Regions from separate parts of the Homo sapiens genome. Here region 1 is linked to region 2. A link is a loop called in an ENCODE intact Hi-C map of the cell type or tissue named here. Cell type or tissue: HCT116. All regions are shown on one strand. Links, peaks and the distances in the headings refer to the core of each region. The heading gives the core; the rest is flanking DNA.

Evidence for each region. Hi-C counts contacts between places; a loop is a spot of excess contacts. Peaks named below come from ENCODE experiments on the same cell type or tissue, not always from the same donor. Only the 100,000 strongest peaks of a DNase experiment are listed, where the experiment ranks them.
Region 1: a loop joins it to region 2, with 2.1 times the contacts of the local background. A loop is called at or near these places in 1 of 110 quality-filtered maps.

The regions. Positions count from the first base shown.
Region 1 is chr3:132,427,327-132,438,513 of GRCh38, reverse strand. DNAJC13 (DnaJ heat shock protein family (Hsp40) member C13) reads right to left here. Exons shown (of 56, transcript NM_015268.4): 2 at 3,896-3,976. The coding sequence starts at 3,963. Among named protein-coding and RNA genes, the nearest start is that of DNAJC13, 15 kb to the right of the region's middle. In HCT116, for the core only: no CTCF peak of the experiment used is centred there; a DNase peak (open chromatin) is centred at 5,713.
Region 2 is chr3:132,637,112-132,648,298 of GRCh38, reverse strand. It overlaps ACAD11 (acyl-CoA dehydrogenase family member 11), which reads left to right. Exons shown (of 20, transcript NM_032169.5): 2 at 3,403-3,502; 3 at 5,497-5,622; 4 at 6,166-6,327; 5 at 8,643-8,807. NPHP3-ACAD11 (NPHP3-ACAD11 readthrough (NMD candidate)) reads left to right here. Exons shown (of 45, transcript NR_037804.1): 27 at 3,408-3,502; 28 at 5,497-5,622; 29 at 6,166-6,327; 30 at 8,643-8,807. It also overlaps the pseudogene HSPA8P19. Among named protein-coding and RNA genes, the nearest start is that of ACAD11, 17 kb to the left of the region's middle. RefSeq lists a silencer at 6,849-7,039. In HCT116, for the core only: a CTCF peak has its summit at 5,869 (motif pointing right); a DNase peak (open chromatin) is centred at 5,858.

The sequences.
Region 1 (11,187 bases), core at 1,836-9,835, 210 kb after region 2:
AAATCCCAAAAATCACAAAAAATTTGTTGTACGTAGACATGTTTCTAGAGACAAGGTTCAATTAACTATTCTGAAACAACAGAAAATTTTAATGTTGGCCATTTATTTTTTACATTAACACTGCTGATGAGTACTTTAAACCTAGATTAGAATTGGCCATATAAAATAGGTAAGTATAATAAAAAGTCTCAGTGCCATTTAATAATGTATATAACCCAATGAAATGATAACTATCACCATCTGGAAAATGTAAACTCTTTCAGGGAGAAGTTAAGATTCAAGGTGTATACACTGAAATCAACAGAACACTGTTGAAAGAAATTTTAAAAGATGTAAATAAATGAAAACACATGTTCATGAATCAGAAGACAATGCTGTTAAGATGGCAATACTCCACTAATGGATCTACAGATTCAATGTAATGCCTACCAAACTGTCAGCTGCCTTTTTTTTTTTTTTTTTTGAGACACGGTCTTACTCTGTCGCCCAGGCTGGAGTACAGTGGCATGATCTCTGTTCACTGCAGTCTCCGCCTCCAGGGTTCAAGCAATTCTCCCACTGCAGCTTCCCAAGTAGGTAGGACTAAAGGGGAGCGCCGCCATGCCCAACTAATTTTTGTACTTTTTGGTAGAGACAGGATTTCATCATGCTGGTCAGGCCGGGCAGCTGTCTTTTAAAAAAAAATTAACAACTGACTCTAAAATTCATATGGAAATGCAAGAGACCAGGAATACCCAAAATAATACTGAAAAATAAAATTCAGAGACTCGTATTTCTAAGTTTCAAAACAGCACAAAGCTATAATAATCAAGACAATATGGTACTGGCATAAGGTTAGGCATACAGGATCAACAGAACAGAATTATGAGTCCAGGAAAAAACTAAACAGTCATGGTAAACTGATTTTTGACAAGGGTGTCGAAACAATTCAAGTGGAAAGAACAGTTTTTTCAACAAATGATGCTGGCACAACTGGATATTCACATGCAAAGGAATGAATTTAGAACCCTACTTCACACCAAATACAAAAATTAACGCAATTAAAGCTATACAGCTCTTAGAAGAAAACAAAGAAGTAAATCTTTGTTAGCTTGGGTTAGGTAATGGCTTTTTAGATTACCAAAAGCACAAATGGCAAAAGAAACAATTGATAAATTGGATTTCATCAAATTAAAAGCTTTGTGCTCCAAACAATACCATCAAGAAAGTAAAAAAATCTGAAGAATTGGAGAAAATATTTGCAAATCATATACACGGAACTTTTATTCAGAATATATAAAGAACTCTCACAATTCAGTAATAAGACAACCTAATTTAAAAGTGAATAAATGACTTGGCTGAGCGCAGTGGCTCACACCTGCAATCCCTGTACTTTGGGAGGCTGAGGCGGGCGGATTACTTGAGGTCAGGAGTTTGAGACCAGCCTGGCCAACATGGTGAAACCCTGTCTCTACTAAAAATACAAAAATTAGCTAGGCATGGTGGCATGTGCCTGTAATCCCAGCTACTCGGGAGACTGAGGCAGGAGAATTGCTTGAACCCATGAGGCAGAGGTTGCAGTGAGCCGAGATCAGCACTCCAGCCTGGGCAACAGAGTGAGACTCTGTCTCAAAAAGAAAAAAAAAAAAAAGTAAAATAAAAAAAATTTTTTTAGTTACAGTGAATAAATGATTTCAATAGATTATTTCATCAAAGAAGATACACAAATGACCTACAAACACAAGAAAAGATACCCAACATCATGAATCACTAGGGAAATGAAATCAAAACTACAATGAGAAGCTACTTCGTACCTACACTAGGATGGCTAAAATAAAAAAGACAATAAGTGTTGATAAGGATATGGAGCATTTGGGACTCAGACATTGAAGGTGGAAATGTAAAATGCTGCAGCTACTTTGGAAAACAGTTTGGCTGTTCATCAAAAAGTTAAACAGAGTTACCACATAACCCACCAATTCCACTCTTAGGTATATACACAAAACAACTGGAAATATGGAAACATTCACAGTGGCATTATTCATAATAGTAAAAGAGTAAGAACAACACAAATGTCTGTCAGTTGATGAATGGATAAACAAAATGTAGTATATCCATACAACAGATTATATGACATTAATGAAATGAAGTACTGACATGCTATAATATAGACGACCTTGAAAACATTATGCTTAATGGAAGAAGTCAGTCAGAAAATACAGCATTTTGTATCATTCTATTTATATAAGATGTTCCAAATAGACAAATCCAGAGACAGGAAGTAGATTAACGCCTGCCAAAAGAGGGGGAAAAAGGGAGTTAACTGCTGATTTGTAACGCAGTGTTTAGAGGAAGTTTTTTGCAGGGAAGGCGAGGTGATGAAAGTGTTCTCAAAACAGTGATGATGGTTTACAACTTTATGAATACACTAAAATCCGCTGAATTGTATACTTTAGAAGGGTGAATTTTATGGTATATAAGTTATGCCTTAAAGCTGTTATAAAAACAAAACCAAGTCTCAAGGCCTAAAAGAATTACGCTAAGAGCACACAAACAGTTGTACTCTGAATTATTACGAGGAAAAAAGAGGATAGTTAAGTCTTAGTCACTACTCTAAGAACATTACCAAAAATTTTGATGATCACAGTTACTTACAAGCTCACAAATCGAAAAGCATTGCAGTAAGTTTGTTCTTTAGAATGTATCAGTATGTTATAATCATATTAAAAACGGAAGTCATATTATGATGACCAAAGTAATCTACCACTTGAGGAAAAAATAAGGATTATTTAAAGATATACTTTTCTAAGGTTGATTCAAAGAACTAAAATGACTCATACTACCCTGGATATGCCACTTTTCTCCCTAACTTCACTCATTGAAACTAACTAGGGGGAAAAAAAATGAGAGACAAGTATTCTAAAGGGTAACAACTATTCTAATTTAGGAGTTCATACAATTGAGCTATTAGACAACAAAATCAAATATTCAAATCTTCCAAAATTATAGGCAGTTTGCTAATGCAAACCAGAAATACTAGACAGCTCAGATGTATACCACATCCTAAGAAGTTACCACTCCAGTGACTAAAAAATGAAAAGTTGAGAGAAGAAACACTTACTGGCTTTGTGCATGTGTCACATTTTACCTTGTGGCACGATTCAGAATAATGTGGTCACTGATTTGTAAAAGTGTGACACACTCATTTTACTTATTACTGATCAAAGGGACCAGAGACTAAACTTTTGTAATGGTCAACAGATGCCATTCACTGAATACTCAATATATTTGAGGCATAATTTTAAAACTTTCATACATGCCATATCACTTCATTTAATCCTTACAAAAATCTGAAGGGTAGGAATTACCAACCATCTTACAGACAGGAAACAGAAGCACTTACATTTTGGTCTGACTAGGAAGCTACTAAAAAATGCCATCACTCCCTCCCAAAGAAAATATATTAAACCCAATTTTTAAATTTCATTACAGGCCTAAAAAAAGGTTAGACTTCACTAGAATGGCATATTTTCTCCGACAGTCAAACGGATATGAAAATGTTGGCTACAGACAGGTTAGTCACTGGGTAACAAAGATGTAGGGTTAACACTCTGCTACTACTATATAACCTCATCATTAATTGATAGCATACAAGAGCGTGGATTAACTGGTTTACTTTCCTTTTAACTGTCACTTTTAATTCTTACCAAACTCCTTCCCAAGAAAGATACTGAAAACTGGAAATGTCAAAAGAAAAAAAAATACATGTAGCATTTACATTTATAATATGCACGTTTTTCAGAAGAGAAGGGCTGTATAGCCTGAGTTGTGCAGTATTATTCAAGATTATGAAACACAGTAATGTTTAAAATATTTTATAGAAGCACAGAAAAAAAAACCCAACAAGAATACTTACTTCCCCCTCCATGAATGTTTTGTTGTGTAGAAACATGCCAGATCCTTATTTTCCCTAATTATGTTCATTTTGTGCTCAAACCTGGAAGATAAAAATATGAGGGCACTTAGTACATGTTATATATCTTTAATCTTTCCAAGATTCCCCTAAGAAAGGTAGCAAGATCGCTCTCTCACTTTCACAGCCTGCCGTATATCCTTTACAAGACCATAAGGTTTTGTTTTTTTTTTTTTTGAGATGAGTCTCGCTCTGTCGCCCAGGCTGGAGTGCAGTGGCACGATCTTTGCTCACTGCAAGCTCCGCCTCCTGGGTTCAGGCCATTCTCCTGCGTCAGCCTCCCAAGTAGCTGGGACTACAGGTTCCTGCCACCACGCCCGGCTAATTTTTTTGTTTTTTGTTTTTTTTTTTTGAGATGGAGTCTCGCACTGTCGCCCAGGCTGGAGTGCAGTGGCGAGATCTCGGCTCACTGCAAGCTCCGCCTCCCGCGTTCACGCCATTCTCCTTCCTCAGCCTCCAGAGTAGCTGGGACTACAGACGCCTGCCACCACGCCCAGCTAATTTTTTGTATTTTTAGTAGAGACGGGATTTCACCGTAGCGAGGATGGTCTCGATCTCCTGACCTCATGATCCTCCCGCCTTGGCCTCCCAAAGTGCTGGGATTACAGGCGTGAGCCACAGCGCCCGGTCAAGACCATAAGGTTTTTAAAGACGGGGACTGGTCTATTCAACTCTTTATCATAACCTTTAGCACCATATTGTGATTGTCCAACTCTCTCCCACACTGGACTGTGTTTCTTGAGGACCAGAAATGACCTCTATCAACATCCCCAGTGTACAGAATTTTTAAAATGTCAAATAAATAAAGCTTTAAATCTGACATTGCCAAATAATGCCATGGCACACAATGGATACCTAAACACATTTTCCAAGAGTCAAACCAGTTCCAAAAGTTTTTTGGTGAGCTACTAAGTGCTGGCCATTTTGCTGACACTACCACTTCAAAGGGGACCTACTATAAATAAGGCAATTTAAAAATAATTTTCTCGCTGGCACAGTGGCTCATGCCTATAACCCCAGCCATTCTGAGGCTGAGGTGGGAGGATCGCTTGAGACCAGGAGTTTGAGACCAGCCTAGACAACATAGTGAGACGTTCTCTCTCAAAAAATAAAAGTTAACAGGGCATGGTAGCATATGCCTACACTCCTAGCTACTTTTCAGAAGAGAAGGGCTGAATAACACTATTGAGTAGTGTGGTATTATTCTGAGGCTGAGGTGGGAGGATCACTTAAACCCAGGAGTATGAGGCTACACTGAGCTATGATTGTGCCACTGTACTCCAGCCTGAGTGATAGAGTGAGATTCTGTTTCTAAAAATAGAACAATTTCCTCATTATAAAAGTGATATAGGTCCACAGTAAGAAATCTAAAATGTTCAGAAAGCAAATCATCATTCGTCCTTGTATCTGAAGATAATCATTTTAGCCTTCCTTTTTATATTTAGAAAAATCCTTATTTAAACAAGATTGCCATTTGTACTGCTTAACCTGTTTGCAAAGAATGTTAACCTTTCCCCATGTAATTATTCTATAAGAAAATTATTTTTAAGGCTATATGGTATTCCACTTTATGAATATTCCAGAACAGTGCCACTCAAAGCATAGTTGCAAATGGTTTGTTTCCAAGCCACATCAAGGAAAGTAAAGAAATTGAGATTAAGTGTTTAGAAACTTCTATGGCGGTTTGATTAATGCACTCCTCTGGTTGAACAGGATATAGAACAGATCAAGATTGTTGAATCTGTGTGATGACTCACTCGTGGAATCAGCCTCCTAACAGTCACATGCAATGAAACCACATTATGTACAATATTCATTGACTGTAACTTAGTATATAAAATCCAGAATCCATTTATTTCATCTAAAAAAGGTAAACTTAGCTAATTTTACAGGATAAATTGTTGGAACTGGCTGCTAATGAAAGACTGATAGGTTTTGAAAATACTGTATCACTTACTTCATTTTGAATAAAAGTTAAATATGGTTATTTCTTTTGTGACTTAGCTATTTCTCCCTTGCCTTAATAGTTAGAAATGCACTCTAAAAAATATTGTAGAGGCCGGGAGCGGTGGCTCATGCCTGTAATCCTAGCATTTTGGGAGGCTGACATAGGTGGATCACCTGAGGTCAGGAGTTAGAGACCAGCCTGGCCAACATGGTGAAACCCCATCTCTACTAAAAATACTAAAAAATCAGCCGGGCGTGGTGGCAGACGCCTGTAATCCCAGCTACCCGGGAGGCTGAGGCAGGGGAATCTCTTGAACCCGGGAGGTGGAGGTTGCAGTGAGCCGAGATCGCACCACCGCACTCCAGCCTGGGTAACAGAGCAAGACTCTGTCCCCCCCCAAAAAAACAAAAACAAAACAAAACAAAAACAAAAAAATTTGTAGAAAATACACCAAAGTGCTAATACAAACTGAATAGTTGGAATTCTTTAAGCTTGCTTTATATCTTTTTATACTGTGAATACTAAGTCAGCAAGTATTTTTTACATAATTAGAAAAAACTTTTCAGAAAAAAAATTTTTATAACGGCTTGAGACATAATTCACATACCACAAATTCACTCTTTTAAAAAGTATACAATTTGGTGATTTTTAGTGTATTTAGAGTTCTGCAACCATCACCACTATTTTCGGAACACTTGCATCACCCCAGTAAGAAACTCTGTTAGCGGTCACCCCCCATTATACCTCAGCCTCAGCACCTAGCAGCCACTAATCTACTTTGTCACTGTGGGTTTGCTTATGCTGGTCCATACTGCCAAGTAATATTCTGGTATATGGATATACCTATTTTATCCATTCGTCAATTGATGGACACGGGTGTTGTTTCTACCTTTTGGCTATTATGAATAATACAACTATGAACAAGCATATATGAGTTTTTGTGTGAACATACATACTCATTTCTCTTAGGTATATACCTGAGTGGTAAAAACATTTTTTAAAAGATACCCTTATTTTGAAATTGCTGTCTTCATTCGTCCTGCTTGTTTTTGTGTTATTACCAATTATCGAGAGCCTTTGTACTATACATAGAACGCTCACCCCCTGGATATTTATATGGCTTATACCTCTATCTCCTTCAAATCTGTGTTCAAATGTCACCTTTCCAATGATGCCGACCCTAAACATCTTGTTTTAAATTGTAACCACCCTCTCCTCATTCTACTTAAATTGTAACCACCCTCCTCCTCATTCTACCCTATTCCCTCTTACTCTTGTTTTTCCCCCATAGCACTTTCCACATTCTAATGTGCAATTTATTATTCACCTAATTCTACTGGAATATCCAGAGAGAGGTAGTTTTGTCTGTTCAGCTCACTATTGTTTCTACAGAGGCCACAAGAGTGCCTGATACAAAACAGGTGCTCAAAAATAAGTATTTGAGTTAAGGAATAAAATTCAGCAAATACATGGGCAATTCTGATATCTACTTCAAACCTGATGCTCTAACAGGGACTCCCAAATAGGGTTTTGTCAAACCTTCTGGAAAGGCATCAGCAATTCATGCTTTGAAAAATAACAAAAGGAACCACAAGTAACACCAAGTTTAAAGAAGCTTTTATTGTTACCAGAAAGAAGAAATTTCTTACAGTCAACTAACATCTTCCTGCTAGTGAGTATAGGGACAGCTAAATGTAGTCCTGACAGTTGGTATGGTGTTTTGTTTGTCTGTTTCTGGATTTCATACCTGGGATGACCAAAGCACCCAACTAAGATTTATTAAACCCAGTAAGAATTATCCCTGCCTTCTGAATCTTTTGCAGTAAATGATATTGCTGAAAAGAAACCTGGGCAGTATCTCTGAAGACTCACCAAAAAAGGGAGAGAGAGAGATATATAGGTGTACGGATATTTTTCCCCTATATAACTGAAGAGTGGAACAATGGGAAGAGAAAGGCAGATAGAAAAGGTGAATGGCTGATACTGAAGAATGGGGTTTGTATTCCTAGTCTAAACTTAAGATATTGGAATAACTGACTCTGTACCAAGGGCCTATCTTGGGAAAACTGAGAAACAAGAAAATGTGTTGAGTGGAGACTGGTTGATAAAATTAAGGATCTAAAAATTAAAATGAAAGGCAGAGAAAAATAAAGATTTTAAAACGACAACCATAAAAAACACGGGGCATGACCCAGAAGGAATAAAGATCCCTAATAAACCCATAGGGGGGAATAAGAACAAAATAATCTCATAATAACAAAAGAAATATAAGAATTATTAAATAAATTTTTTAAATAATTTAAAAAATAAACACCTAAAGAATGACCTCATAGGTACCACTGATTTGGGGTTATAGAACTCCAACAGACCTTTTGGGACATGAATTAAATAACTTTACATCAAGAAGGCTTTTGAAGGTCTATAAACCTGAAGATGATGAAAGCACCAGACTCCAGAGAGTCCTTAGGACAGATAAAAGGAGTATGAGAAGATATAACACATTAAGATAAAAGTAAACTACCAATGACCTGGCCTATTAGAATAAATATTGTATTCCTGATGCAGATGAGAATGCTGACAGAAAACTAGTGTAGGAGGAAAGTAGTAGTACTTCAGTTCTCCAGAAGTTCATATCATCAGTACAAGTTCCTATGTCCAATATTTGCACACCTGATAATTTTCTGTCTCTAATATTTAAGAAAGCAACAAGTGATGTTTTACTCTGCATCCAATAAAAGGCTAGTAAAATGGGCTTTTTATGGAAGAAAATTGCTCCTCTATTTGAAAAGCCTGTCTTCAACTACATTATATTTATGTAAGGGTATATCTGAGAGGTAAGGGAGGGAAGAGACACCCCACTAACTAGCCAAGTCAACCCCAGAAATAGTGGAATAATTCAATGCTATATTACCATCTGCCTAACCTCAAAATGGAAATCAGGATAATGCTTTTCCATTTTAAAACTCCATTGAAGACTGCCTTTAATAAAGGTAGGGAAGCAAGGTGACTCTAATCTGAAAATTTATGACATGTCCTGAAATTATTAAACAACTTATATTGAATACTCATCACATGTTGGTGTTCAGCCTATGCATTTACCATGCATTTATTTCATTTTGTCCCCATAACAACACTGCAGTACAGGTATGACTCTCATTTTATTGACAAGAAAACTGATAAATCACTTTTCTAAGGTAACACAGCTGGTAAGCGATTGGGCCAGACTTTGGACTAACCTCCTTAACTTCTACACCCTAGGTTCTTAACCTAAACTTTAATACCTTCCCTCAACTTTAAGGAAAAAAAAAAACTTCACCCTGACCATGTAATTACAGATGTATCATTTGACTGCAAATTCCTGGAATAATTCAGAACTAGTTTCGGTTATTATCTTCATCTGGACAGATGATACTTGTTAGAAATAACTTTGAAATCTACAATTTTAAGCAGTAAAACAAATTACCATATTCAACATAGGACAAAAGAAATAAAAATAAGTCTCCAAAGCTGAAATATTCTATCATCTATAAATAAACTTTCAAAATATTTCCTTCTTTATATAAGCTTAAAAAACATTTTTTGGCTGGGCGCCGTAGCTCACGCCTGTAATCCTGGCACTTTGGGAGGCCGAGGTGGACAAATTACAAAGTCAGGAGTTTGAGACCAGCCTGGCTAACATGGTGAAACCCCGTCTCTACTAAAAATACAAAAATTAGCCAGGCGTGGTGGAGAATGCCTGTAATCCCAGCTACTTGGGAGGCTGAGGCAGGAGAATTGTTTGAATCCAGGAGGCAGAGGTTGCAGTGAGCCGAGATGGCACCACTGCGCTCCATCCGGGCTGACAGAGCAGGACTCCGTCTGGGGGGAGGTAGGACATTTCTTGACAAAGTGTTCAAAACAAACATACAATGACAAAAATTTGTTACCAATATATGATCTCAGGATACTCTTTAAAGAGAGTTCAATTACTCTAACCAACATCGAGCTTTTAAAATAACCAGATTGGCTAGGCACCATGTCTCATGCCTGTAATCCTAGCACTTTGGGAGGCTACTGTGGGAGGATCACTTGAGTCCAGAAGTTTGAGACCAGCCTGGGCAACATGGCAAGACCCCCATCTCTATTTAAATATAAATTTTAGATGAAAAAAAGATAAGATAACCAGATAAATGAGATCTGAGGCTGAGATCTATTTCCCGGCAGTGTAATATTAGCCTATCCACATTTTCAGGTAAATCTATTTTACATTCTCAGTAAAATCTTAACTATTGTTTGATAAAGTCATTTCAGCCAATGAATGGCAAGTGGTCTGGAAACTGCATTAACTCTTTTAGACCACGAAGATACTTTTAGACACGCACGTAACTCGCTAATGAAGGTAATGGCAATGCACAAAGATCAGAAAATGTACCAACTATGTATCATTCAAAGTGAGAGGTAGAATAATTTCAAGATAATAATTGGCAAATGAGTGAAGACAAGTCTAGAGGTCCTCCAAGTACAGTAGTCAGGAATCATTCAATCTGGGAAGACCCTGGAATACCTCCCTAGGGCACTGATCACAGAGCTGCCATTCCACATGCTATACGTTAACTAGAGACTAGCACAACAGGCTACATTAACATTCCATTAAAATGATGTTAATAATCTATTTATTACCAAGATAAAGCTGGAGAATTTTTATAACTGCCATTTACTGGCTGCGTGACTTTGAACAAAAGTTTCTGAATTTATCTGAATTATAGTACGTCTATAAAATAGGAATAACTGTCCCGAAGGGCTATGGTGAGGACTAAATGAGATAACCCAAAAAAAGAAGTTATTTTGGGTAATTCTACTATATCTTATTTTCAAGAACTTACCAGCTCTTGTACCTAATACAGCATTTTGGGGGGAAATTCTATTAAATTACTTGATTTTCTCTAAATCTTTTATTAATTTCAATCCCTCTAGTATGCAATAGATATCACCTAGAATGTTCACCTTCAAAAGTACAGTGTTCTATTGATTTAATCAGCATTCACTTTTACTTAACCATTCAAAAATAACTATAACAATATATATTTCTTAAACTGAATGATGTACATGAGGATGCCATTTATTATTGTTACTGTCATTATTATTTTATTGTTACAATTTATGTTTCCCATAAAACGTTTTTAAAAAGAAAAAAATATTGCCGGGTGCGATGGCTCACGCCTGTAGTCCCAGCACTTTGGGAGGCCAATGCAGGCAGATCGCTTGAGTCCAGGAGTTCAAGACCAGCCCAGGCAACATGGCAAAACCC
Region 2 (11,187 bases), core at 1,109-9,108:
TAACATCTAATTAGTAAACTGCATCTGAACTGGAAGGTCTGTAAATGAACTGTTTAAGTATCTGGTGGAAAGGCATAGCTTTGGGCTTCCCTAAGTGTAGAGGGTTCTTTCAACTAGTTATGTCCTTTGCTAGGGCCCTGGAAGCTGGTGCCAAAAGACTGCTACTACAGATAATGGCTTCTGTAGGGCATGAGGCTTTACTATGATCTAAATGTTTGTGTCCCTCAAAAATTCATATGTTGAAATCCTTACTCCTAAGGTAATGATATTAAGAGGTGGGGGGTCTTTGGGAGATGATTAGATCATGAGTACAGTGACCTCAAGAATGGGATTAGTGTTATAAAAGAGACCCCAAAGAACTGCCTTGCCCCTTCCACCATGTGAGGAAAGAGCAAGAATGTGCCATCTATAAGAAAGTGGGTCCTCACCAGACACTGAATCTGCTGGTGCCTTGATTTTTGACTTCCCAGGCCCCAAAAATGTGAGAAATAAATATCTGTTGTTTATAAGCTACCCAGTCTATGGTATTTCATAATAGCAGTCTGAATAGACTACCAGCCTAAATAGACTAAGACTTCTAAATCAAGGTGGTACCCATACTCACCCATTTCCTGATCTCATTCCCTCTCACCTGAGCTGTCACCAAGGGGGAATGGGGGCATGGAGTAAACCCTGGACTGCTGCAAGGGGTCTGCTGAAGAAACTCATCTGATGCTGCCATGCCAGCATCCTGTTTTTCCTGTCTGTTTATGCTTCTAAGGGAACCAATGCTATGGATGGCTTAGTAGGGTCTCGTGAGATTGTCTGTTTAAAGTCTTCTCTAACCAAGTAAGTGTCCATGGCTGCACACTTACATGCAAAGATTTTCTATTTGTTAATGGAGGTTAGACACATCAAAAGTACCATCTCTTAGGTTATAGATCAACACATTTCTCTCAGCACCAAATATCTTGTCCAAGAACTAACCAATAGTTCTGACTATTGGTTCAATGATGATTCTTATATTGAGACCATCAATGGTTCTAGGCTATTTGGAGGCCTGATGGTTGGAGTAGTTAAATTTAGCAAGTACTGTATTGACAGTGTTGACAATGATCCTCCCATGCAAATGGGCTTCTGCAATTTTTTTTTGTCTTTGTTATAACCACTTTAGATACTTCCTCAAAAGAGAAACTTTTAATTGTTTTTGTTTGTTTTTGAGAAATTCATGTAACGTAACATTTAAAAATTTAACCGTTTTAAAGTGTACAAGTCAGTTGTTTTCCATATATTCACAATGTTATACAACCATCACCACTATCTAGTTCTAAAACATTTCCATCGCCCCCAAAGAAACCTCATAGTTCCCAATTTTTTCCTCCCCCATCCCTGGCTGCTACTAATCTACTTTCTGTCACTATGGATTTCCCTATCCTGGACATTTCATAGACATGGAATCACATAATATGTAGTCTTTTGTGACTAGCTTCTTTCACTTAACATAATATTTTCAAGATTCATCCATGTTGTAGCATGGATCGGCATTTTATTCCTGTATATTGCCAAACAATAATCCATTGTATAGATATACCACATTTTGTTTATCCTTTTGTCTGCAGACGGATATTTGAGCTGTTTCTAATTTTTGGCTGTTGTGAATTGTACTGCTGTGAACATTCATGTACAAGTTTTTGTGTTAATTTTATGTGTTCAGTTCTCTTGGATATATATGTAGAAGCAGACTTGCTGGGTCACTCTATCTTCAACAAGAAGCTTTTAGTTTTTTCTTTGTATTTCATTTGGGTCATTTACTATCATGAAAGACCAGTGCTTTATATAAGACTAGAGAACTGCCTCATCAAAAATGCATCCAATCAGATGTTTGGCATTTTTTAAAAAATGTGTTTGTAAGATTCATTGTTGCCAGACGTGATGGCTCACGCCTGTAATCCCAGCACTTTGGGAGGCCCAGGCAGGCGGATCACAAGCCTCATCAAAAATGCATCCAATCAGATGTTTGGCATTTTTTAAAAAATGTGTTTGTGAGATTCGTTGTTGCCAGACGCGGTGGCTCACTCCTGTAATCCCAGCACTTTGGGAGGCCCAGGCGGGCGGATCACGAGGTCAAGAGATCGAGACCACGGTGAAACCCCGTCTCTACTAAAAATACAAAAAATTAGCCGGGTGCGGTGGCGGGCGCCTGTAGTCCCAGCTACTGCGGAGGCTGAGGCAGGAGAATGGTGTGAACCCGGGAGGCAGAGCTTGCAGTGAGCCGAGATCGCGCCACTCCAGCCTGGGCGACAGAGCGAGACTCCGTCTCAAAAAAAAAAAAAAAAAGATTCGTTGCAATTGATGGTTTGCAGCATCAAAGATAAATTGTTCTATATCAATAAAGACAGCATAGCCTGTGGTGGTCCTATTTCCTGACCACTGGTGATTATCTCTACCTTCCTATGGTAAAAGGCACTCACTCAGGATTAGATGGTACCAAAACCAGTGCTCCTTGATATGATTGCCAGGGAGGATGGGTCTGATTTATAGAAGACATAGACACTGGGGCTGCTGCCAGACTCAATCTAGGCTCATGCTTGTTTTTTCCTGATGGAGGTTGGAGTCCTGGGAAGAAGCTCCAAAGATTTTTTTTTCTACTTTCTCCTATTACCTATTACCTTAAGGATTGATTCTTCTGTTTATTTAATTTAGGATCTCTCCTTTATACAGTTGGATTCTTCAAAAGTTGGGCGATTCTTAAATGCCCATATTATAAGTGAAGGAATAGACTGAATAGTTTTGGTAGCTGAAGTGTCTATCCTTAGTTTAGGTGAGAATTTCTGTTCATCTGGCAGGGAAAGTCAATGCCCTGGTGTCTGTGAGTTAGTTGGGCCAGCATTGCACTTCCCTGGGCCAGATGCTCACTGTGGGACCTCACTTCTCAGAACTCCCATTGTAGAGAGCTCAACTCACGCACTAGCCTTGTTGACACTTATGAGGGTTATCTCTCTAAAGGCAGATGAGGGGGCATTAAGCCAGCTGTTCCTGCATCTTTTAATTCATTTTCTGACTGATAACTAACAATCTCTTCTCAGATTGTTTATTTACTTAGATCAGTCATTGTTCTACAAGTTTACTTAGATCAGTCATTGTTCTACAGGTACTCCTGATAAAACTTAGGATTTGCAGTCAGGAAGTGGGGTCCTCTCTTCTACCTCTGTGAGTCACAGATTCTCCAGCTGCCAGTATGTTGCCATCTGCTTTAATATCATCTAGAAATTCATGTTGTGAGCTGCTGATAGCACCCCTCTTGATTTTCCAGCATTGAGATGAATTTATTTTCATTTGTTTCTTCTGACATTTCAGTAGGATTTGGGGATGACGGAAAACATATCTTTGTAATTGACCTTTTTTTTTTTTACTTTTATCTAGAGCAGGAAAGTCCAATCCAACCTTTTATCTCCAGAAGGGCTTTCAAACATATGTGCTCAGGAAAAAACCACCAGGTTCACTTCTTCCTAAAGCACATCAGGTATAGTATACAAATGTAATGATAAATTCTTTGGTGACAAATAAATGCTTTTAATACACACAAAGCCAATTTACTTTTAAAAGGCATCTTATGATTGCCAAATAATATAAAATATATTTTATTTCTAATGAAAATTTCCCTTGAATTATATCTTTTTTTGTTTTAAAAAATTATTTGAGGTTGAAATGTAAGTCTATCTTTAGGCTATTAATCTTGAACAACACCCAGTTCTTTTGTGTATTTGATTTTCCTCTACGTTGTTTGCTAGAAGTAAAATCAGCCAATGAATATTTTCAGTGCTACTCATCTGTAGATATTTTGTTTTGTTATATATTTAAATTATTATATGTAATAGTATCTACTCAGAATTATTTTAATATATTTGCTATGACAATCCTCTAATCTTTTGGTGATAAAAAGAAAGATTTGAATAAGTATTTTATAGTACTCTCTAAATATTAGACAGTGAGAATTCTAAAAGATTTTTGTTGAAAACTAGGTTTTTCTGTCTTGAGAAAACAGGTATTATCTATGGATTTTCAGAGAACAGGAGGGGACAGAAATCAAAGCACTGGGGAACATTAAAAGCACTGTGCGTATTTAGGGTATAGCCGTAATCATGTACAGCAGGTGCTTCCCAGGCCCAGGTCACTGGGGAAGGACAATTGTGGGGTAGGCTTAATACCACAGTAATAGAGAATGTAGATTCTATGGGACTTTCTTGGTCCCATATCATATTCCCAGAAACATGAAGTAAGTTGGATGCTTAAGATAAAAAAAAGTTGGGTAACTTTTATTAAATATCGATATAGTATGGCTGAAGGAAAATCCCCACCCGTGCCCCAATAAACAGTTTTATTTGTCTCTTTTCTTGATAACATCCCACCTGAACACACCAGAACAGGGCATAATGCTCTCAGCCCAAGTACAGCTGCCAAGGATCTGGAGTACTCTGTTTCAACTCCCTTCTGTTTTCTCAACTCTGCATTGAAAAAAGCAATGCTCCAGCTCTGTGATCCACTTTTTGCTTCTCTAACCCTTTTGCCCTCTCCCCCTTACCCCCTCCCCCTCGTTTCCCAACACCTGAGTGGTTAACACTTCTTTCCACAGCCCTTGGTACTGCTGGCTGCTCTCACCTTGAACATGGGTTTCGTTACTTTCCTCTTCCAGTTATTGCCACAGCCCCTGCTTTACTTCCTGATGTCAAAATGAGCTGCATAGCTTCCCCTCCTTAGAATGGTCAGTCACCATTGCCTGAGTCTGGGGCCAGGTGACTACATGTAGATAAGCCATCCTTACTTGGCCTGCATCAACAGCTCTGCCCTTGGGTCCTGAGTGATAGCCTGTGCATCTGTCCTAATTAAGGAAGCCATTTTTTCCTCACTGTCTTATTTAGGCTCCAGTTTGCTTCTAGCTGCCTACTTTCCTGCTAGTTATCTTGAGCTCCACAGCAGTCCTGAGTGCCAGGAAAGATCCCCATGCCCCTGCCCTGGAAACACATGCCTCCCTTGCTCTCCAGAAGGAGCAGGTACTTTTCCTTCCACCACCACTCACCTCTCACCCCCAGCTCTTTGTAGCTGACTGTGGCAGAGTGCTAGAATAGAGACTTACCTGAGCTTCCTTGGAAGACATGAAAGAGCGAGCAGCCAGCCAGGGAACTGCTGTGGAAAAAGGGATGTTTTATGATAAAATATGTGAAATATTGTGAACAGTAACTATTGCCTTCACATTATCAGAGCCAGGATTAAGTCTCATGCAGGTGCTCATCTTCTTATCCTAATTAAATTACATTTTTTAGTAGTGGTCTAATTTATAATCATAGTGATTACACCAAGATTACTATTAGGGAAGTTATTACTATTATCCTCTGGAGTTTGTGTTGATACTGTTTTACAGTTGTTTTCTAGCCTTAAGATTAGCTCATAAGTAGTTATTAAATTTAATTACAATTAAATCAGTTTCTCTGATTTTTAATGATTCATCATCCTATTTAGATTGATAGAGAATTTAAAGTCCAGAAAGCCTTGTTTTCAATTGGATTCCCCGTTCCCAAGCCTATACTGTACTGCAGTGATACTTCTGTCATTGGAACAGAATTTTACGTAATGGAACATGTGCAGGTAAATTAACACTTAATCTTATTTTGTTGCTTTTACTTTTAATTATGAAGTTAATTAAGATGTTTTATTATGATACTTAATAAATGATATAGTTTGTTATTTAACATTTTAGGTAATTAGATTGCATTGCAAAGGTTTACAATTTTGTTCAAATTTGAGCACTTACAAAGGGAGGGATGGAATAGACAAGAAACAAATTTAGTAATTAGGGGGTATTGACTTATTCTTAAATTTTCCTCTAGGTGTCAGTAAAGAGCTATCTGTAATGGCAATAACCAAATTGTCCATAAGGTAGCAGGGAAAACAGACTCCACATAGGTCAAGCCATTAAGAACAATAAATTCAAAATGTGTTTTAAATTTTTTCTGTAAAATAGTTGAGAGTAGTTTTGATGTTTATATTCATCTTGGCATATCCTTTTATTTTCCCTTTGGCATGTATACTCTAATATTAAATATGTTTCACAAATGAATGTTTTTCTAGTATATTCGACAAAGTATTGATTATACACATTTAAATAATCTGTTGTAATCACTTCCATAGGGTCGAATCTTCCGTGATTTAACAATTCCTGGACTTAGCCCAGCAGAACGTTCAGCCATATATGTGGCCACGGTAGAAACATTGGCTCAGTTACATTCCTTGAATATACAGTCACTGCAGCTGGAAGGATATGGTATAGGTGCTGGGTACTGCAAAAGACAGGTAATGCATCCACATTAATAGCTATTTTTTTCAAGTTCTTGTAAATAATATACCTTATTAGTCAACAAAAAAAGCTATTATTGTATAGTTTTCTGAAGCTTGGCCATGACTTTTAACATTGTCCTTCAGAATGACTAGTTTTTAGTATAAAATTATCTTATGTTTTTATATTAGGTTTTGTTCAGCAAAATCTTCTGTTTTAGACTCTTAATTTTCCAATACTTTTAACTATACAGTTTTTTCTTCTTCTTCTTCTTCTTCTTCTTCTTCTTCCTCTTCCTCTTCCTCTTCCTCTTCCTCTTCTTCCTCCTCTTCTTCCTCCTCTTCTTCCTCTTCTTCCTCCTCTTCTTCCTCCTCTTCTTCCTCCTCTTCTTCTTCTTCTTCTTCTTCTTCTTCTTCTTCTTCTTCTTCATCATCATCATCATTTTGAGACAGAGTCTCCCTCTGTTGCCCAGGCTGGAGTGCAGTGGTGCAATCTCTGCTCACTGCAAGCTCCACCTCCCAGGTTCACGCCATTCTCCTACCTCAGCCTCCCGAGCAGCTGGGACTACAGGCTCCCGCCATCACGCCCTGCTAATTTTTTTGTATTTTTAGTAGACATGGGGTTTCACCGTGTTAGCCAGGATGGTCTCAATCTCCTGACCTCGTGATCCGCCCGCCTCAGCCTCCCAAAGTGCTGGAATTACAGGCGTGAGCCACCATGCCCGGCTTACAGTTTTTTCTTTCTCAATTGGACTAGCAGACATTTATTAAGCTTGACTGTGTGTTTAATACCTGCTGAGTACTGTGTTAAATATCAAGAAAAATATACAATAGGTTCTTCCCCACAGGAACTTATGGTCATTTTTGAGAGACCTGTACATGCATGTCATTCACGAAACCTGAAAATGGTATAAAAGAGTGTAAAATCTAGTGGTAAATTGTTTGATACTCACCATGATTCAAAGGGTGGAAGTTGGGATGCCCTTGCTTATATAGAGAAAGCTTCCTGGGAGAGATATCTTATAATGAGTATTTAAGGAAAGATAAAATTTGGAGTGATGGAGATCATTTTAAATTAAAGGAAAGCAATACTAGATATATATGGGGCTGCTTTCCTTTGTAAGCATATCATTTTGTGGGGGTTAAGGAAGAGAAAAGGGAACTAAAGTTTAGAGTGTACTCACTATATGCTAGGTCCTACATGGCAGAGTGAGTTGTCGGCCTCTCTTTTTTGATCTTTACAACAACTCTAAGATATAGGTATTATTACTCCCATTTTGCAGATGAAGAAAGGGAGGCTTGCATCAATCAAGTAATACACAAGTAAGTGGCTTAGATATAATTTAAACCCAGGTTGATATGACTAGATAAGACCAAGTAAAGGTCTTTGCTCTATTGCACTAAGTTGAGCAAAGATACCTCGGGAAATGGAGATAAAAAAGCAAATAAACAATATGGTCCCACCTGTTGGAGGACTTTACGAGTAAGTTGATTTGTTTGCATTCAATTCTAAGAACAATAGAAGATCTTTACACTATTCATACCTGTAAAATATTTAGAAAATTCTGTGGGTAATAAGAAAGAGTATTAAAATGAAAAGTAGGCTGGGCGCGGTGGCTGAAGCTTGTAATCCCAGGACTTTGGAAGGCCAAGGCAGGCGGATCACGAAGTCAGGAGTTCGAGACCAGCTTGACCAATATGGTGAAACTCCGTCTCTACTAAAAATACAAAAATTAGCTGGGTGTGGTGGTATGCATCTGTAATCCCAGCTACTTAGGAGGCTGAGGCAGGAGAATCACTTGAACCTGGGAGGTGGAGGTAGCACTCCAGCCTGGGCAACAGAGCGAGACTCTGTCTCAAAAAAAAAAAAAGTAAATGTCTTCTTTTTTCTTCTAGTCCCCATATTCCCTTTTTCAGGGGTTACTTATTTCTCGTGACCCTTTCCAGAGATTATCTATGCCTATATATTTGTGTGTGTGTGTGTGTGTGTGAGAGAGAGTGTGTGTGTGCGTGTGTGTGTTTGTATGCATTCTTTTTTTTTCTTCTACAAAGTAGTTGCTGAATAAAGACTAGAACCCATATCTCTTGATCCCTAGGCCAGTATTTTTCTCTTGATAAAAAACTAGGTAAGTAAAATGGAACTATATGGAAAAGAGACTTAAATGTTTAAGGTTTAGGCTGATTTGAGTGTTTTAGGATGACAGGAGTATCACCAGCATGGGTCTTAAGTATTTAGGAGTAAAACAGCATTTGAATTTTGTTTTAATTTTAGAATTGCTAGATCCTACATTCCAGTTTCAGCTTTACCATTTTTCTTATTTATATGTCTTTAGGTATCAACCTGGACAAAGCAATATCAAGCTGCAGCTCATCAGGACATCCCTGCCATGCAACAGCTATCGGAGTGGCTAATGAAGAACTTGCCCGATAATGACAATGAAGAGAATTTGATTCATGGAGATTTCAGACTAGATAACATAGTTTTCCACCCTAAAGAGGTACAGTTAGCTATGTTTACAATTAATTGAGTAGGTCTGTTTTGTGACACAGTACTAAGTAAATGCTCCCCCCAGAGCACTGAGGGAGCCCAACCCACTCCCTGTTCCCCTACAGCTCAGGACTGTCGTCACCACTCAAAATTTTTAGAAAGGAGTCCTGCAGATTTTCCAGCATAAGTTAGCTGCCTACCTTTGAGACTGGTTCTAATCCCAAGTGGTATCTGGTTTACTGCTTAAAAGGATTTGGGAATTTTACATGCATGATGCTGTTTTCTTCAAATAAGTTTTCATCTACTAGTTACAATATTTAGCTTATCCATGTTCTTGCTGTTTTTTCTGGTTCATTTATACTTCTTTGGGGTTTTTAGCCCTATCTCATGAAGAATTTATTATTTGTTTATTATAAACTCTGAGAATAGAGAATTCCAAAAGCTTCTTGAGGCTTCAAAAGAATTACATGAGATTAATATAACCTTGCTCAATGTAAATGTGCATACTGTATTCTTTATAAAGAGTATAAACAAATGAAAGCTGTAATCCTCCACTGAGCACCTACAATGAGGCCTAGGATTACAGTATAGTAGGAATGAATCCTGCTTCTGAGAGGAGGATTTTCTGGGTTCATTAGTTTCTTAGAATGCTAAGATGTTTTAGGGCAGGAAGAGCTAGTGGCACTGATGAATTCTGAATTCTAACCTTGTTAATTATCTACCCTGAGATTAGAAAAATTAAATATGCTAATTTATAATCTAGATAATTATAAAAGCATATGCCTGAAAACATAGCAGGATCTGGCCTGTATTTGATCTGTGTCATTTAATTAATATTTTAGTCGAGTCTACATAATATTGAGTCTCTATAGTAGATAACAAATTAGAACCCACTAGACTTGGAGTTCCTTTAAAACAATGACTGTATCTTATTCATCTTTATATTGCAGGTGCTTATATGATTCTGATGAATCTATGTTGAAGGGATTAATTTTAGTTAATTATTCACTAGCAACTATTTCCATCTCATAAATTTATGCTTAACTTTCATTCCCTAGCAGTGTGAACTTAAAGCATGTTATTCAATCTCTCTCTGTGCCTCTATTTTTATTTTAACTTTTTGTTTTGAAATAATTAGAGTCCCCAAAAAAGTTGTAACAGTGTTATAGTACAGAGAAGTCCTGTGTATCCATCATCCAAATTCTGCAAAATGGATATTATACAACTATGGTACATTATCAAAGCCAGGAAATTGACATTGTGTACCTTTTAAAATTGAAAAAAAAAATTCTGAGTTGCTGGGCAGCTAAAATGAAACAGTCAATGTGGAGCAACTAGCTGGTACCTGGCACATCAATGATGCTCAGTTTATTTCAGGTACCCTCATTTTTCCATTTTTTCCCCTTCATTTTTCTCTCTGACTTTTCTTAGACTACTTGTCAAGCTTCTTCAGAAAAATATTAGGGTATAAGTAAATGCTTCATAATATGTACGAAAACCTAAACAGTGGTTGTAGGGGATAGAATTATAGGAGACATAATTGTACATTTCTGTAATGTTTAGGGTTTGATGTTTTTTGGTTTTTATTTTTAAAACAACAGCATGTTTAATTTTTGTCATCAGAAAACACAACAATTAAGAAAGAAGAATAAACAATTTTAAATGACAAACCTTCCAGGAATGTGTGGAGTAAGCCAGTAAAGGAAACTACAGGATATGGCAAAACGAAATTATTTTCTGTTACTTATTTACAAAGTATTTAAAGCATGTTTGGGCAAGTATTTCAGTAGCACAATAGGCTCACTGCAATGTTGAAAAGAAATCCAGTTTTCCTGGAAAATGTTGATTTTCCAAATATAAATTTTACCAGTAGAGAAATGTTTAAGATCTTGGAGTTTAATGTAAAATCTGCATATTGTCATTTCAACTTGAAAAATATATTTAATTAGAAACATCCATTGGAACTTGTCAACTTCAGTGATCTAGAAATTGAAACCCCTTATTTTTGACCTCACCCTCTTTACCTTCTGTTCTTTTATTTCTCTGCATCTTCCCTGAGACACTGCAAATTTGATTGCTGTTAATTTAGAATCCATAAGCCCTTCATGACTTCACTTGACTTCTTATCCTACATAAGCCACATGGTCATAATCAGTCATCTCAAAAACTACCTTTAGTATCAATTTCATTAATAATTTTTTGACTATAGATGTATGCAAGTAATGTAAGAATTATAAAGTGTCCTGACCTTAGGTTACTTATTATTCTAGAATCTTCCCACCCTGACTTTATATCATCATTATTATTATTATTTTACTTTTTATTTTTTCTAATAACCCTACAGGGGATGTCCATCACCCCTTGACTTTAACCAGTTTCTAGCCCTAAAC